Regions from separate parts of the Homo sapiens genome. Here region 2 is linked to region 1. A link is a loop called in an ENCODE intact Hi-C map of the cell type or tissue named here. Cell type or tissue: OCI-LY7. All regions are shown on one strand.

Region 1 (8,000 bases):
AATTCCACCTCTGCAGTGATTCCCAACACCAGTTCATGAAAAAGTTTTCATCAGCTAGGGAGGCAATATACAAGCAAAGGACAATGGAGTGAATCTTTCATAAAACAAAATTTCTTCTATATAAAGGCCTGTCTTCTAAAATATGTCCTACTTCCTTTTTGTGTGTTAAGAGTTCCTTAGTTTTACTAAATAATGGCAAGATAATTTGTTTTTTTAATGCCCTGACATGGCAAAATATTTGGCAACCCCGGATCCATGCCCTGGTTTTGGGAAATGTGAAATCTGGAGACCAGGTGGCCCCTGCTCAGAGTCTGCTCCACTACCACCTTCCTGATACTGCAGAGTGGTCACCTGACATCAGTCAGGTGAGGGAAGGGGCCCATCTGCATTAACCAAGGCTGACAATGACCTGCCAAAGCAGCAGAGTTGACAGCTAACTATGAGACAATCAGGAAAATGTTAGCCCAGTGTGTAATTTAATCACTTATTTCTTCCTAATTACCTCTTTAGAATTTAGCATCTTAATGAGAACATTAAACTTCCCCTTCATGGCTGCTTAGTCACTCACATTTAAGTATTGTTAAATAAATAGTTAAATAAGGCCCTAAAGTGTATTTACTTCTGTGCTCCCAACTTCACCTTCTTTATTAGAGAGAAGTGCTTAAAGCCTATTACCCTGTTAGCACCCAAAAAATGTCTTAGTTTGGGACCCCCTGGCATGAAATCAGTCTTCCACAAAGGGACTGTATGTAACTAAGCCTTTGGGAGAGGACTGTGCAAAAATGTAGGTGCTGGAGTAAAAAGACCTATGTCTGGATCTCAGCTCACAACTTAGTCTCAGGTTCCTCATCTAAAAGTGGGGTTGGTAACAGTACCTGCCTGCATAGAGTGGTTATGTTTAGGACAGTCTTGGTAGTTGGTGAATAATCAATAATGGTTATACTGCTATTATGGTGAATATGGGAGATTTTCAAAGTACTGTCTTTAACACAGGAATCATGGTTAGACCTGGAAAGGCTTTTAAATAATCTAGCCCAGTGTGACAGATGGGATTTGCCACTTTATAGATGGAACAAAATGGCAGGGGTGGATGGGGGTGTGTGTGTGGGAGGATCTAGACAGAACAGAGCCAACAGGAGGCAGAGCCTGGACTTGTGTGAGTCTAGTCCAGAGTTTTCTCCACCACATGTGTCCTCCCACTTGGGAGTATTTGCTTCTTGGCTTCCAAGGTTATTTTTTTGGCCAGGAAAAACTATATGCAGAGTTCAAAATGGTGGTATTATTTAAACATTTAAAGATGGCAAATTCCATACTATAAAAATGCAATGCAAAAAAAAATTTGGTAGTTCACGACTTCATCATTTCAGAATATTTATTGCTATTGCTGAGTATTCTAAAAAATTTAAATGCATTAAAAATAATGTAACAGAATATCTACTCATACAGTAGACTGCTAAGATTAGATGAAGAGAAATAATATAAACATCATATAAAGATGTGCTTTCTCCCATTCCTCTCCACTTCAAAAATAAAAGGTTCAAACTACACCCCCCTGTGTCAATCAAATTTCTCAGTTTCTCAGAAAGAAAAATAGAGGCTTTCCAAGTCTTTATGCTAATCTCTACAAAGCCAGATGGATTACACTGGGTGTGGCTGACAGCAGTAGGATGTGATGCCAGCAATAGAAGGGACACAAGAGTATCACCAGTAAAACAAAGTAGATACACTTATGCTAATTTAAATCAGTAGTTTTATTACAATACGCACTGACACACAATTGGAAAAGGAATGTCCTGACATTTTCTGAGCATTTCACGGAAAGCAAATGTAACCATCCACGCAGTAGAGTCATCCACACCTTTTCCTAACAAAAAGCAAAAGCTTTCACATGTGATAACTGAAGAAAGCAAAGTTTTCTTATTCTTGTCTAAAAAACTTCAGTCTCAGAAAATAGTTATTGAAGTGAGCTGAGAAGGAGCACATTTCCTTCACAATGTCCAAAATCCTGCCTCTAGATTATCCCCCTGACCTTCTAAATGACTTTTATAATACTGCAGATGGTATTATGTTCAGGGGCTAAATGGGATCTACTTATAAGGCCAACTACTCTATGTCACTATAATTGAAAGGAAAGAATAAATTAAGAAAATTAAGTCCTGCTAAAATGCACAAAGACTTGAAGAAAATATCTGGGTGTATTAAAAGTGAGATGCTCTTTTCACGTAACTCATTTGAAAGGTTACAATTACCATAAACATTTTAACTCCATTAAAGATCATTGGCAAAAGCTTGCTTTCGTATCTGCAAAAGGGCTCTGCCTTTCCACAGGCTCGGAGGGAAAGCAGCACACCGTGGAAGAGTCACTCGTCCTGGGGAAGCAGGCATCAGACTATTTGAAGTTGCATAGGCATTTTTTTTTTAATCCATTTTGTAAAAGATACTATGGAACCTTGAGAATTTTCCCTCCTTCAATAGTCATTGTGGCATCAGTTGTTTTAATCCCTTTAGCGCCCAAATGTGCAAAAACACTCTAGTAAAAAACGTTACAATGGCGTTTTGGATAAATTCACTATACATTACATGACTTGGGAACAACGAAGAAAAAAGCCCAAGCTTGACTCAACTATTTCATATAGAAAAGCACTGCAGGAGAAAACTTTGTTTAAAAACATTAAAACTCAGGTGAATATAAATACATTTTTGGTTCATCTGTGCTATGTCCATATAGAAATCCCGTCAGATATTCAGTCTACCGGGTAATTCAGTTGGATTTCGTGTCTGACTGAATCAGTAGAAGAATATACACTTGCATATACTTACACAGATATGCATTTACATATACAATTCAGACCATGAAAATTTGTTTTAAATACATTTACTTAAAACATGTACCTCTAAAAATAAATACACTAGCCTCCATTTAGCTAATTCTCAGAGTTCTTTCACAAACCAATTAGAACAGTTTATCAACAATGGCAGACAATCAATTAGCCGCCCTTTAAATCCATTATCTATCAGTAAACATTTTAAAATTCAGATGTATAACAGAAATAACATCCGCAGAATAGAATGTAGATAGAATTCTCGCTTTGAAAATAAATGTCTTGATTTCCTTGATATTTAGTTCCTACAGATGTCTACACTTTGCCTCTGCATTTATCTAGCAGTGGGAGAGCATTTTCTGGTGACAGCATTCTATTCCATGACATTACCTTCTAATCAAAGAAGTTAGCTGGCATTCCCTTTGCTGTTTTGTTCGAGAGAAGGAACACAACATCGTTTGTATTTGATATCACTCCCATAGATCACAGTGAGTTGTGTGTTTTAACGTAATTTACAATGTGCTGATACCACTGAGGTAAAGCAGAAGTAGCCCTGGCATTTAAAAAAAGAAGTCTCCCAGGAGAACAACACATAAAGGACCTGGTGGTGTATGTCCAAGTTCCATGAAGTAACTCAAAACCACTGCCAGAATGGACACACTGGATATCTGATATCATAGTCGAAACAATACAAACAGATGAAAATACTCAAAATACTTCCTTTAGAAACAATGCAATTCACAAAAATGGAGCTTTACTTTTTTCTTTTACATTTCCAAAAAACTTGTTAAAATGATATAAACCAGACCAAGTTGTTTAATATAGTACAACTTAACAACCCTGTCATTTGTTTTTGAATACAGGGATCTCAGAAATGTAGGAAATCCATGGTAAATGATAGCAAGAATGTTTAATGCCATTGCCTGGATTTTTTAAAAGGAAAATTTGCTACAGTTGTAACACAACTTCTAAAAAATACTGTTTTATGGGCTCACAGTTTCCAGATTGTTAACTTTATAAATTAAATGTGAAGCTACCCATATATAAACAAGGCCTCTTTTTCATTGATTTCCATCTTGTTTAAACCTTTGGATATTTCAATCTTCAGATTCCACAAGGTAAGGCTGAGTTTATCAGATAAATAAGATGTTTAAGTCCACGATGTATTGCAGCACTGAGGAAACGAATGCATCAAGTATTTACAGGCTGGCTACGATAACTTTCTTTTTTTAAAAAAAATTCAAATGTGTATCAACATCAAGCCACAGTCGTTTTTCAATTTCTCTGGCTACAAAAATGGGCAACAGCGTTTTTTCCTCATTCCTCTTTCTTCTTAACCCTCAAGTCACAGGCAGGTCTTAGGTTAAAGGGCGTGGTCTTTTGGGAGGTGGTGGTGGCATGAGCTCCGTGTCAGGGTCCAGATGATGTTTTCGCTTCTGTCCTTGAGAAGCTGCAGTACATCTGTCGATGAACTCAAACAGCATCTCCTTGGTGACAGGGTTTGAGATGCTGTTACACACAGCTGTGGACAAAGGGAGACAGGTCTCATGTGAGGGTTAATTAAGGCAGCTGACTCACCACAGGCTTATGAGAAAGGTTTTCATCCCAATATACTAAATACTTTCCATTTTACCCATTTGAGTGATGTGCTTCACATTGAACTATCTCCTCCCTACCCTACACCCAAAATATGTGCTTGTCTAATGGCTACTCTTTACTGCAGTATTAATTTTAAACCAAAACTTTAAATGTTTGGGCTATAAGCATGTCTTCCCCACGGTTTTCTATCCCTCCCAAACCAGTTTTTATGGGATTTTAATCTAACACAACACATTGCACCATAGTCTGTATTCAACTAAAACTTCTACAGAAAACGTGCACTATAGTCCTTCAATCTTTCTCTCAGAAAGAAGTCTACTCTACGAAACATAAAACATGGCACCAGCCACCATTCCTGTTGAATAGGTGGTTTCATTGTAGCTAGCAGACCATATTATCTTCTCTTATCAAAATTTAGTGCCAGTCCTTTTCATTTTATTTACCTATTTGGTCTTAGAAGAAAAGACATTGGCTTAATCATCCTGACTTTTGAAATTAACTCATCTTGTCTGAACATGGATGCTAGTTCCAATGAGAACTCCTAAATGTACAACAGTAACTTTTAAACTGCAAAGCTGAAATTGGCAATTTCAATATTTTCTCATTAGCTTATCATATCATCATCATCATCCTCCTCATCAACTGCACATTCTAAAAGTAAAGTTTGATTAACCTGTTATCTTGGTTTTTACCTTTTTTCAACTCCACTAAAAATGCAATCCAGAACAACAACTGCTACTGGTAGTGGTATACCTTATAAACTTCAATTAATTTGTGTTGTTCCCCATGAAAGAAACTTACTATTCTGAATTCCCAAAGCATTCATATTGTACCCAAAGAACACTCTGAAGAATAGCATAGCAGATTTTGTCTTTTTAAATGGTTTTCGTTTACTTTGTTCTCCATTGTTTATAAAGCTATTTTAAGAGCTGGAAATTACATTTTCCCCTGATAATTTTGTCTTTTACCATCTGGCAAACAATGGTTTTTATAGTTTTGAATAGATCTGAAATTATCATGGTTTCTGTTGTTGTTGTTGTTCAATAAATTCAACTTGTATACAGCCCAGTATCCTGCCCTTTAAACTTCTCTTTTGGGTGCATGGGCACAAGATCACCAGTTTAGAGAGTAGAACCTACAAGCCAACTGGAGCCAAACAGAATACAGACTTGACGTATCTTTCCCATCAAACAAGGATGAAGTCCAAATGACTATGCCCCATTAAGCAAAACAACAAAGGCAGCACACTTTGGGTCTAACACCTTAATTTTTGTTTTAAATATAATAAGCACTGGTAAGTTGTCATACTCACCCATGGCAGTGTTGTAGGCATTAGGAAAACTTTTGTCTGTTCTCTGTCTCATGAAGACCCAGCTGTTGTTCTCAAATTTGCATTCTATAATTTTGTTGTCATACTGTTTCAGCTCTTTTGTCACCTGTTTTGAAAGAGAATTGAGGAAAATATTTAAATAACTTGAAAGGCTTTTTGCTTCTACTATGTGACAGGCACATTAGGAAATGATAAAAATACCTCAGTAACTCTTCATGCAGAGAGCTCTTTGTCATCTGAAGTATCTAATCAAGCTTAAGGTATGGTGTGCACTCCCTTGTACACATGCTCACTTATCCGACATTTTATAAATAATTGTGAAAATGGCTGTCAATATATAGCAATTAAAAGAAGCTAGGCAGAAACCAGCCATGCTGGGCCAAATGCAAATATGTTACCATGGGGACCAATACCTTCAATATTGTCTGTGTCTCTACGGCTTTCAGAAATTGAGTATACTGCCTAGGTTTCATCAACTTTCAGAAAGGTCTAACCATCTAAATTCCTATGTTAAAATCTAAGAAATGCCGTGTACTAGTTAAATGAAAAAGTTACATATCAATAGTGAATACTAGGATCAAATTCAGGCAATGTACATCCTAAATATTTTGCTTTCCAAGCAGTGACAATTAACCAACAATCTAATCTTCAGGAAACTTAGCCTTTCCATCCCCAAACTAGTACAAATTTACAGATGAAGCTATTTGTGACATTAGTTGATGGGTTTTTTGGCTTCTTCACCTCAGATGACTGAATATGGATACTCTATCAAAGCTAACAAGTATCCATGGTAACTACGAACCTTTTAAAAGATATTTCACTGGGCTGTGAGAATGGTTTTCATAAATAGGAACCTAAGCTTATCTTTGTAGTTTTCAAATCAAATGCCAGTCATGGTAATATTTTAATTCTGTCCTCATCTTTCATGGCTAACAACTTTTCCTCACAATATGGTAGACTGCAATCATTTAACTTCATTAGCATTATCTGAAACATTCTCATTTTTCTACCCACATATTCACTACCACCTAGGAATATGACGAGAAGTAAGTTTTTAAAAGATGCTTTCAATTCGCAGATTAGGCAGCACATGTCTTCATAAAAACTTTCAAACTATATTCCTTTCCCTTTACATTTGATTGTACCATCTGCATTTTCAACAAATCCAACAGGTGCAATACACTCAGTGGTTTTGGAACTAGACATGCCCAAAAAAGTGATATTCCAAGTAGCAAACTTGCCAAATTTATCCTCAAATATTCATTATTTTAGTCTCAATTCTCTTGCCTTGCTTTCTAGGGACCCATTCTTTTATTTTGGAAACACTGTGTATATGCAAGTATTGGACAACTCATTCAGTTAGGTAAACACAGTTTTGCTATACCACATGTAAGGTCTAACAGAAATAAGTTTCTAAACCTTTCAGTGTCTATTTCCTAATTTCTAAAATGGGGAACAAGTTCCTAATTTACTGGGTCACTGAAAGAATAATAATTGAAAGTGCCTGGGACATAGAACAATCAGTAAAATTGTTAACCAAATATAAAATTAGGCAATGAAACATTGCTTTTTAAAATCTGTGGTAAAAAAACATTGAATTTTCCATCTTAACCATTTTTAAGTGTACAGTTCAGCAATGCTAAGTGTATGTCTAGAACTTTTCCATCTTGCAACACTGAAATGCTATACTCCCTAAACACTAATTGCCCCCCTTCCCCTCTACCCAGACCTTGATAACTGCCTTTCTACTTTCTGTTTCTATGATTTTGACTACTTTAGATACTTCATACGAGTATTAACAGAATCACACACTATTTGTCCTTTTGTGATTGGCTTGTTTCACTTAGCATAATGTCCTTGAGGTTTATTCATGTTGTAGCATGTGACAGAAATTCTTTCTTTTTAAAGGTAGAATAATATTCCACTGTATGTATACACCACATTTTCTTTAGCCATTCATCTGTCAATGGACACGTGGGCTGCTTCTACCTCTTGGCTATTTTGGATAATGTTGCAAAGAACGTGGGTGTGAAAATATCTCTTTGAGATCCGGTTTTAAATTATTTTGGCTATACACCCAGAGGCAGTATCACTGGATCATAATTTTATTTTTAATCTTTTGAGGACCCCTTTGTTTTCCATAATGGCTGCATCAATTTACATTCTCACTAACAGTATGCAAGGGTTCCAATGTCACATCCTTAACACCTGTTAGTTTTTGTTCCTTTTTTTTTTAAAAAAAATTGACG
Region 2 (8,000 bases), 430 kb before region 1:
TAACAGGCACTCTTCCTATGTTTCTTCATTTATCTACCTTTGTGGACATCTGCTGAAAATTGTGTATCCACCATAACTCTTACTCAGTTACAATCATAGTATAACCATTGTATTAGGACCTGAGATAGATGCAAAAATAAATATGATGCAGTCCTTGGCCTTGAAGATTTTACAGTGTGGTAGGGAAATATGGATATAGAGATTTACATGCAAAGAAGTCCTTGAATTGGATAGATTCATGTGGAAACACAGAAAAAAGAGTAACTAATTCTTCCTAAAGTGAGTGTTTGGGTAGTGAAAGAAAATTAGGAAAGGCCTCATAGGAATGAGATTTGACCTTGGCTCTGAATAATAAAAAGCATTCAAGTCATAGAAAACACCAAATGTAAGGCTGAGAGTAGAAATAAGGATGATGTCTCTAGCAAATGGAAAGTTTGGAGGACTTAAAGGAGAAAAGTGTGGAAATAAGTCAGGAGATGAGACTGAAAGTGGAAGTTTGAAAACTTTTCTTAAAGGGTATCATATATTGGGCTGAGAAGTTTAGACTTAAGGACTTATCTTATCATATGCTAGATGGAGTGGAGAGAAGACAGGCTGCAGGCATAGTGACCATTAGAACACATTTAGGAAAACTTAGGAGGAGAGATAGCAGGGCAGCAACCTTGGGCACTGGCCTTCAGTAGAAGTGATAACCTCAAAGGCCTCTAGGGCTCTGCAGGTATCTTGAATAATTAAAGGGCTGAGTATAAGGCAACAGAAAGTCGTGGGACCTACAGTGGCAGAAAGACTAGGTGCGCCAAAGCACTCAAATTCAATAAAAAAAGTAACAACGACAACATCTTTGTTGAACAAATAGAGCTCATCTGGGGATCAGATTTGTTCTGCAGATGTCAGTTTGCCACTCCTTGATCAATATAGAATGATCTGTTTACTCTCTTTTTGGTACCCTTTCAGAAGAGACAGCATTCCTGATCTTCTCTGGTGAACTATGCTGGTGTTCGGTCACTCTGAAAGTCAAAGACTTTGGTACTTTCTCAACTTCTGCTTCTTTAGTTCAAATTCACTTCCTTTTTTTCTACCTTCAGTGTGGCCACAGATCATTTGGTTCCCCGCCTACCCATTCTTAGAGTCTTTCATATTTTTTACCTTCCAACTCAAAGTACATTTTGTTTAAAATCAATACATGAAATTATAGTAATAACCACAACCAAGATTTGCATAACACTTCATGCTTAAGATGCATTTTCATCCCCTTTTTTTGAGGTAGATAAGGCAAATTTTTCAGATTAAAAAAAACCCAGACTTCATTTAAATGGCATATGCAAGTCATACAGCTGGAAGATGGCAGTGGAACTTTGGTCTCTCTCACTAAGTCAGTTTGCTCTTTTCTTGACCTCATCGTGCCTCCCATGGCCTCTTTGCAAGTTGGATGACTCATCTGCATATTTGTTCTGTCTAAGTACAGAGAAGAAGAATACTGGTTCAGAACTTAGAAAACAATGGCATTTTAATAAAAATGACACTTTGGACCTTAAAAACATTAAATTAATCTTTTCTTTAAACCCACAATTTTGTTGACAGTGTGCTAAAATGATGAATATTTAAAAGTTTAATTTTTTTTCTTAATATGGAAAATTTATTCCACTGACTACTTTTAAAACTCTTTAACTTTGAACTCAGTCATTTGTTTATCCATCAAATCTTCATTATCAGATATTGTGCTAGAAATACAAAAAGGAATAAAACATGGTTTCTGGCAGCAACTCAAGCTCCAGGTCATTTCTGATTGCCTCCATGCTGGACCCAAGAACTGACTATCTTCTGAAGGCTTTTCCCCTAATACCCCTCTGAAAGGATTTGTACAAATATATCAATATTTTTGATGGGACCATCTCAAGTTTTACTCAACTATAAGCAAAACTGGCAAGCATATAGCATTCTTTGGACAATAGGTAAACAGAAAAATCATGTTGCCTACAAATGTATTTTTAAACCAAAAAAATGTGGGGGATGAGGGTGATGATCCAACTCAGAGAACAGCCATTTTCAGTAGACTGTTTTGAAAAAACAACTGATTTGTCTTCTTGTTAAGATTCAAGAGAGAATTGCATTTATGTAACTTGAATAAACATCTAAAATAATTAAGGATTGCCTGAATTTGAAAATCATGACTGCCAAATTTAAAACAGAGATGGAAGCAGCCAATAGAAGAAAATCAGTTAGTGAAGTACAAAAGAATTTGCAAAACTCTCCCAGAACACAGAAGAAATGGGTAAAAGATTGAGGTGATGAGTGAGATTTAAAAATATGGGGAAAAGATCACGGAGATTCAATCAAGGAATATAGAATTCCCAAAAGAGACAACTGAATTGTTGGGCCAGAAACAAAGATCAAAGTGTTAAGATAAGAAAAGATCCAGAGAAACTCAGTGTAAACATCTGGACATTGAAGGTGTGAATAACATTCCCATTCACGTTGTTTTGTCATAACAAAACAATGACAATGCTCAATCATTAACAGAATGTAAAAATCCTAGACATTTTCACCACCCTGTCCCCCTACTCCTGCCCCCGCCCCCGGCCCGCAACGCACACAAAATAAAACCAACAACAACCCACCAAGTTATCTACTGTGTCTGTTAGGATTCCTGCAGGAAACAGCAACCACCTCTGATGGTTTCATGAAGAGACTTTAATAAAGGCACTACTTACCGAAAGGATTAAAAGAGCAAACAGGAAGGTGAGGCACCCAGAGACTAGCAACAACCTGTTGATGTCTCTTGGGCTAAAGAAACAAGAAGAGGAAGTAAAGTTAGCAGAGCAGGGGCCCTGTATGTGTTCTAAAATCACAAAGGGACACAGCTGCTGTTAAGAGATTCTGCACTGGGCTAGGGGAAATGGGGAAAAGGTAAGTTCTGACCTCTCTCTCCCCTCCTGCCCTCTGATCACCTGCTGGTACTTTCCATTGCCTGAACCCAGCCCGGAGCCAGCAGGCAAGGGGGCCAACAGAGGCAGAAAACAGCTGTGAGCCTTTTAGTGGTCACAGCAAGGTAGAGAAACATTGAATGGATTTGGAGGGCTGGGTGAGGACTTGAATAAGGAGTATATTTATCAAGGATCAAATAACTAGTTCAATTGAGAAATACTCAGTTAGCTTTGGAAAAAAAAATACTATAGTACACGGATTCCATATTCAAAAATACTGTAGTACATTAATTTGTTGTTCATGTGTGAATGAAGTAAAAAAATAGTCAAGGATAAGCAAGGACTTAGGGAAACTTCTAGATGATTCAATGAGTGTAAGACAAACTCAATCTCTGCTCTCTGAGCTTATATTCATGTTAAAATTAATTTGTAATGAACAGTGTCATGTGCTGGGAGGAAAAACTTCTCCTCTCCCAACTCAGGTCCTACTGGTTGGGGGCCTGTGAATTAAGTGACAATAAACAGATTAATAGGAGAAAAATATATTAGGCATGCAGGAGTACCTTATATAGAGAGTAGCTCCCAGAACAGTTAGAGTCTCTTAGACTATTAGTCTAGTAAGACAGTCTATTAGTCTCTAATAAGAAGGGCAGAAGTTAGAGTTTCAAAGGTTGAAAGGTTCTGATGGGGCTCATTCACACCATTTTTTTGGATTGTCCTGTTGTGCAAGGCCACTACCTTCTTGAATGGACACCTCCCCAAAGGGGCTTCAGGGGCAGCTGACTCTCATAAAACACTGTCAGATGAAGGAAATTCAAAGATTTCTTTCTGAATCTTCTGCAGCTCAGATGTCTTTACTTTGAAGTATCTCCATACCAGTTTGATGGGCTGTTGGTCTCTTCACATGGTAAGGAAAGTGGAAGCACAGGGTGCTACAGGTATACCTTGGAAGGGAAGAACCTGGTTCAGCATGATTAGGGAGAGCTTGGAAGGAAGTGGGGTCTTAGTTGAGACTGAAGGGTGAGTAGATGTTAATCAGGCACAGCACCTCAGGAGAAATCCAGGAAGAGGGATCAGTAATATGTACCATGTACCATCAGGTTGGCACCCAGTAGGTATTGAGCAACCATGATACGAGAGTTAATTAAAATAACCTAACAACTAAAAGTCTTAAGAAAATGTTCACAGGGAACTGATGTTATATATACATTTAGGAAGTATATACTGATCGTCCATTAAGGAGCTGGCACTGGGACACAAAAACAAGTAAAATGTATTCAGACCCATGCTTTTGACTGGGCAGTCCCAGAGGGAAGCAGGTAGAGACTTAGAGAATTAAATAAGCCCTTGATGAGAACTGTATTCAAAGCACCATAGGGAAGTGTGGTTGCTATGATGCATCCTATCTCCCCACTTGTCTGCTGAAAAGAGCTTTGATTTGATGTGCTGCACTTGACCCCTGGATCATCTCCTTTCCTCCTCAGAACTTTGCTGTTATGTTTGGGGATATTCAAAGTGTCACTAATAAACTTAATATTAATGCCTTTATCATCCTTGTCAATGAGAACCATAGAGGAGAAAAGATTTCTTATCCATTGCTAGGTTCATAGCTGAGGCTTCTATAACAAAAGACAGATATAGATTAATAGGAGAAAAGCATACAAACTTATTTAATATAAGTCTTGCATGACACAGTAGCCTTCAGAAATGAAGATCGAAAGAGTCAGAGAAACCTGTGTATTTTCATTCCTGAGTTTGATGAAGAAATGGATAGTTGTGGAAAAGTATGACTGGGTAAAAGAAGTATGGTCTAATGATGGTAAACCAGGAGGAGCTTAGCAAAGCTTGTTTGTTCTCTGGGTCTTCAGAGCTCACATGAAGGTCTTATGGCCTATTCAGGTGAAGGTCAGAAACTCCATTTCTAGAACTAATAGCCTGCTTCAGGGGAGAAGGGTGGGAGAAGGTCAGAGAGAGACGTTCCTGCTTCTGCAGTTTTCTCAAACACCAAGGTGCCATATTTGGGGATAGCATATCCTCAGCCCCATCAGAATCATATTCTCAAAGATCTGTCAGCCAGTTGGCAATACTATCTCTGTCTCCACTCTTCATTTCCTTTCATTTCTATGCTTTATCATGGTAAGAGAAATAGTGCAGCTAACTGTTTAGTTTCCCAGAAATTTGGAGGAAATTACTGAGGAAATATCTTGTCAAAAATCTCTTTTTAAATTTGTTTATTCAAATGAAGAAAGCATAGGGAATTCTTGAATAGTTCTACATTAAAAGGCATATCTTGTATTGACTAACAAAGATTTTCTCCTTGACAAAATTTTAATAAGGCTCCTCTGAGCCCTCTGCTTGACTAGACCCACCTTGGGCTTCTGTCTCCATCCTTGCGGTAGAGTCCAGTTTGGGCAAGAATCCTGTCAAGTCGATTTACACAGAGTCTTCCACCCTCCATATCTAATCAAATTACCTGTACCCATCCCCCACCATGTCCCAGGTGACATCTAATCACCCTGGCCTGCCTTCAGAAGAATCTTGTTATGTCAGTTTAGTGAAGAATTACCCTACTGATATGGTTTGGCCCTGTGTCCCCACCCAAATCTCATCTCAGATTGTAATCCCCATAATTCCCATGTGTCGAGGGAGGGGCTTGGAGGGAGGTGATTTGATCATGGGGATGGTACCCCCATGCTGTTCTCCTGATAGTGAGTTCTCACAAGATCCAGTGGTTTTATAAGCGTTTGGCAGTTCCTCCTTCATGTCCTCTCTCTCTTGCCACCATATAAGATGTGCCTGCTTTCCCCCCCACCATGATTATGTTTTCTGAGGCTTCCATGTGGAACTGTGAGCCAATTAAACCTTTTTGCTTTGTAAATTACCCAGTCCCAGGCAGTTCTTCACAGCAGTGTGAAAACAGATTAATATAACTACCCTTTTAGTGAGGTTCCATCCGTGGAACCCCCCAACTCTGCTCATTGGCTGTAAATTCCCACTTTTCCTGGCTGTATTTGGAACAAGCCCAATTTCTCTCCTCTACTGCAAAACCCCATTGAAGGAATCCTGAGTAAAGTCTGCCTTACTGTTCTTAACAAAAGTGTGAGAATAATTTTTTTTTAACATGACACACATTTCAGTAATCATTATCCTTAATAATTCTTTAAGGGACATACAAAGAAAAAAAGTAGCACAAAAAAGGGAAATAACCACAAAATGTGCTTGGTAATAAGGTACATATAGCCTAAAATGAGATCATCAATAATTAGAATTGTTCAAAGTTACTTCTCCTCTGGAAAAATAAGATTTTTATATTTATAGTTAAATGTGTAATTAAGTATTCTATGCATGTCATGTATAAAGGTATATTTATGCAATGTAATTTTAATCAGCTTTCTATATTATTTATCAATAAAAATAAGAAAAAACCAAGAGTGCTTTGGACTTTAATATGCAGAATCTTAACTCTCACATCCTGTCACTTTTGTGGGAAAAAGTAAATGGTTGGATAAGAAATATGCTGATTGAACTTATTTTCAAGTTATGAAAATAATGTGATTCTTGGTAGCTATGAAAACAGAGTAGTCTCTAATGAAATATATGCATGAAGGGAGCTATTAAGTCACACTTTATCTTCTTTATCTGAGTTTGTGATAAAATGTTCCCCACTGCTTAAAAAAAGCTGCAGTGAATTGAAGAGCTAAACTCTCTCCATCAAGGGACTAATGATTCTCCTGTTAAAATGTAAATGGAGCGGCCTTGAGTGGTTTAAAGCTTGCTAGGAAAGACTGTGGAATTGTCATTATCCTGTCATTACTGTGGCTCCCCACAGGAGCAATTGTAAAGGGGAAGGAGGGTTGAACTGAACTTCTAAGTGCCAGGGACACTTCTTGTAGCATTGAGGCAGTTAAGAGAAGAGCCTGGTATTCCAGAGATGGCAAGTGAGGAAGCAAGCACAGGAAAGCGTTTTAGAAGGTGATATATTAATAGTTTGGATATTTGTCCCCACTCAAGTCTCATGCTGAAATGCAATTCCCAGTGTTGCAGGTGGGACCTGGTGGGAGGTGTTTGGATCAAGGGAGTGGATTTCTTATGAATGGTTTAGCACCATTTCCTTGGTGCTGGCCTCCAGATAGTGAGTTCTTGTAAGACTTGGTCATTTAAAAGTGTGCGGCTCCCCACTGCCCCACTCTCTCTCTTGCTCCTGCCTTTGCCATGTGATGTGCCTGCTCCCACTTCACCTTCTGCCATGATTTTAAGCTTCCTAAGCCCCCAGAAGCAGATGCCAGTGATGTGTTTCCTGTTTAGCCTGCAGAACTGTGAGCCAAGGAAACCTCATTTCTTATAAATTATCCAGCCTCAGGTATTTCTTTTTGGCAGTGCTAGGACAGCCTAATACAGAAGGTCAGGTTAGAGAGAAAGTCCTGGGTAGACTCAGAGGCCACAGCCACTGTTGGGGTGGGTGAGGACAGGTCTGAAAAGATTATGATTTTTTTTTTTTGGAAGCCAAAATAAATCATTCTGTTGCTGGGTTCAATCTGGACTTTATTCTTTCAGAGCAGAAAGGGGCTCAAAGGCAAGAAATTGTCCTTGGACTGGAAAGCAGAAATGAAGTAAAACAGGAGAGGTCCATGCGCCTCTGAAATTGTGTGTAAAAATGCATGTGTCTCTGTGTCTCTGCCTCTGTGGGGAGAAGATCAGATCTTTAGCAAGCATCAGATTCTCAAAGGGGTCAATAACTCTATCCTCTTTTCCCCTTCTCCCTTCGCCAAAGAAACTAACAAAAAGTCACTGAATTAGAAATGAAACTTCCCATTTATGGAGTTCTTGTCATCTGAAAGAGAAGTGTCAACAGGGGCCACTTGAAAGAATTTATTGTTTTAGACATGCCAAGAGAATTGATTAACCTAAGCTTATAGTTGTAATGTTTTCTCCCTCAACTATATGTCATTTATCTCTAAACTCCTTCACACTATAGCGAAATTTAATTGTGCATTGAAGTGAATCTGTGTTAAACTAATGGGTTAAGTGGAATGAAGGAAAGTCTTCTGAGAAGAAATTAAAGTGCAGAACTCAAAG

The links. Peaks named below come from ENCODE experiments on the same cell type or tissue, not always from the same donor. Only the 100,000 strongest peaks of a DNase experiment are listed, where the experiment ranks them.
Region 2: it touches region 1 in a loop (9-fold over the local background); 2 of 110 quality-filtered maps call a loop at or near these places.

What each region holds. Positions count from the first base shown.
Region 1 is chr6:88,608,539-88,616,538 of GRCh38, forward strand. RNGTT (RNA guanylyltransferase and 5'-phosphatase) reads right to left here. Exons shown (of 16, transcript NM_003800.5): 15 at 5,734-5,857; 16 at 1,359-4,344. The coding sequence ends at 4,181. Among named protein-coding and RNA genes, the nearest start is that of RNGTT, 350 kb to the right of the region's middle. In OCI-LY7, no CTCF peak of the experiment used is centred here; DNase peaks (open chromatin) are centred at 3,413, 4,283, 4,763, 6,023 and 3 weaker places; H3K4me3 peaks cover 6,427 bases; H3K27ac peaks cover 7,866 bases.
Region 2 is chr6:88,176,980-88,184,979 of GRCh38, forward strand. No RefSeq gene overlaps it. Among named protein-coding and RNA genes, the nearest start is that of CNR1, 15 kb to the left of the region's middle. RefSeq lists enhancers at 940-1,139, 6,414-6,977. In OCI-LY7, CTCF peaks have their summits at 3,045 and 3,256; DNase peaks (open chromatin) are centred at 1,092, 1,372, 1,802, 2,902 and 1 weaker place; H3K4me3 peaks cover 4,088 bases; H3K27ac peaks cover 4,353 bases.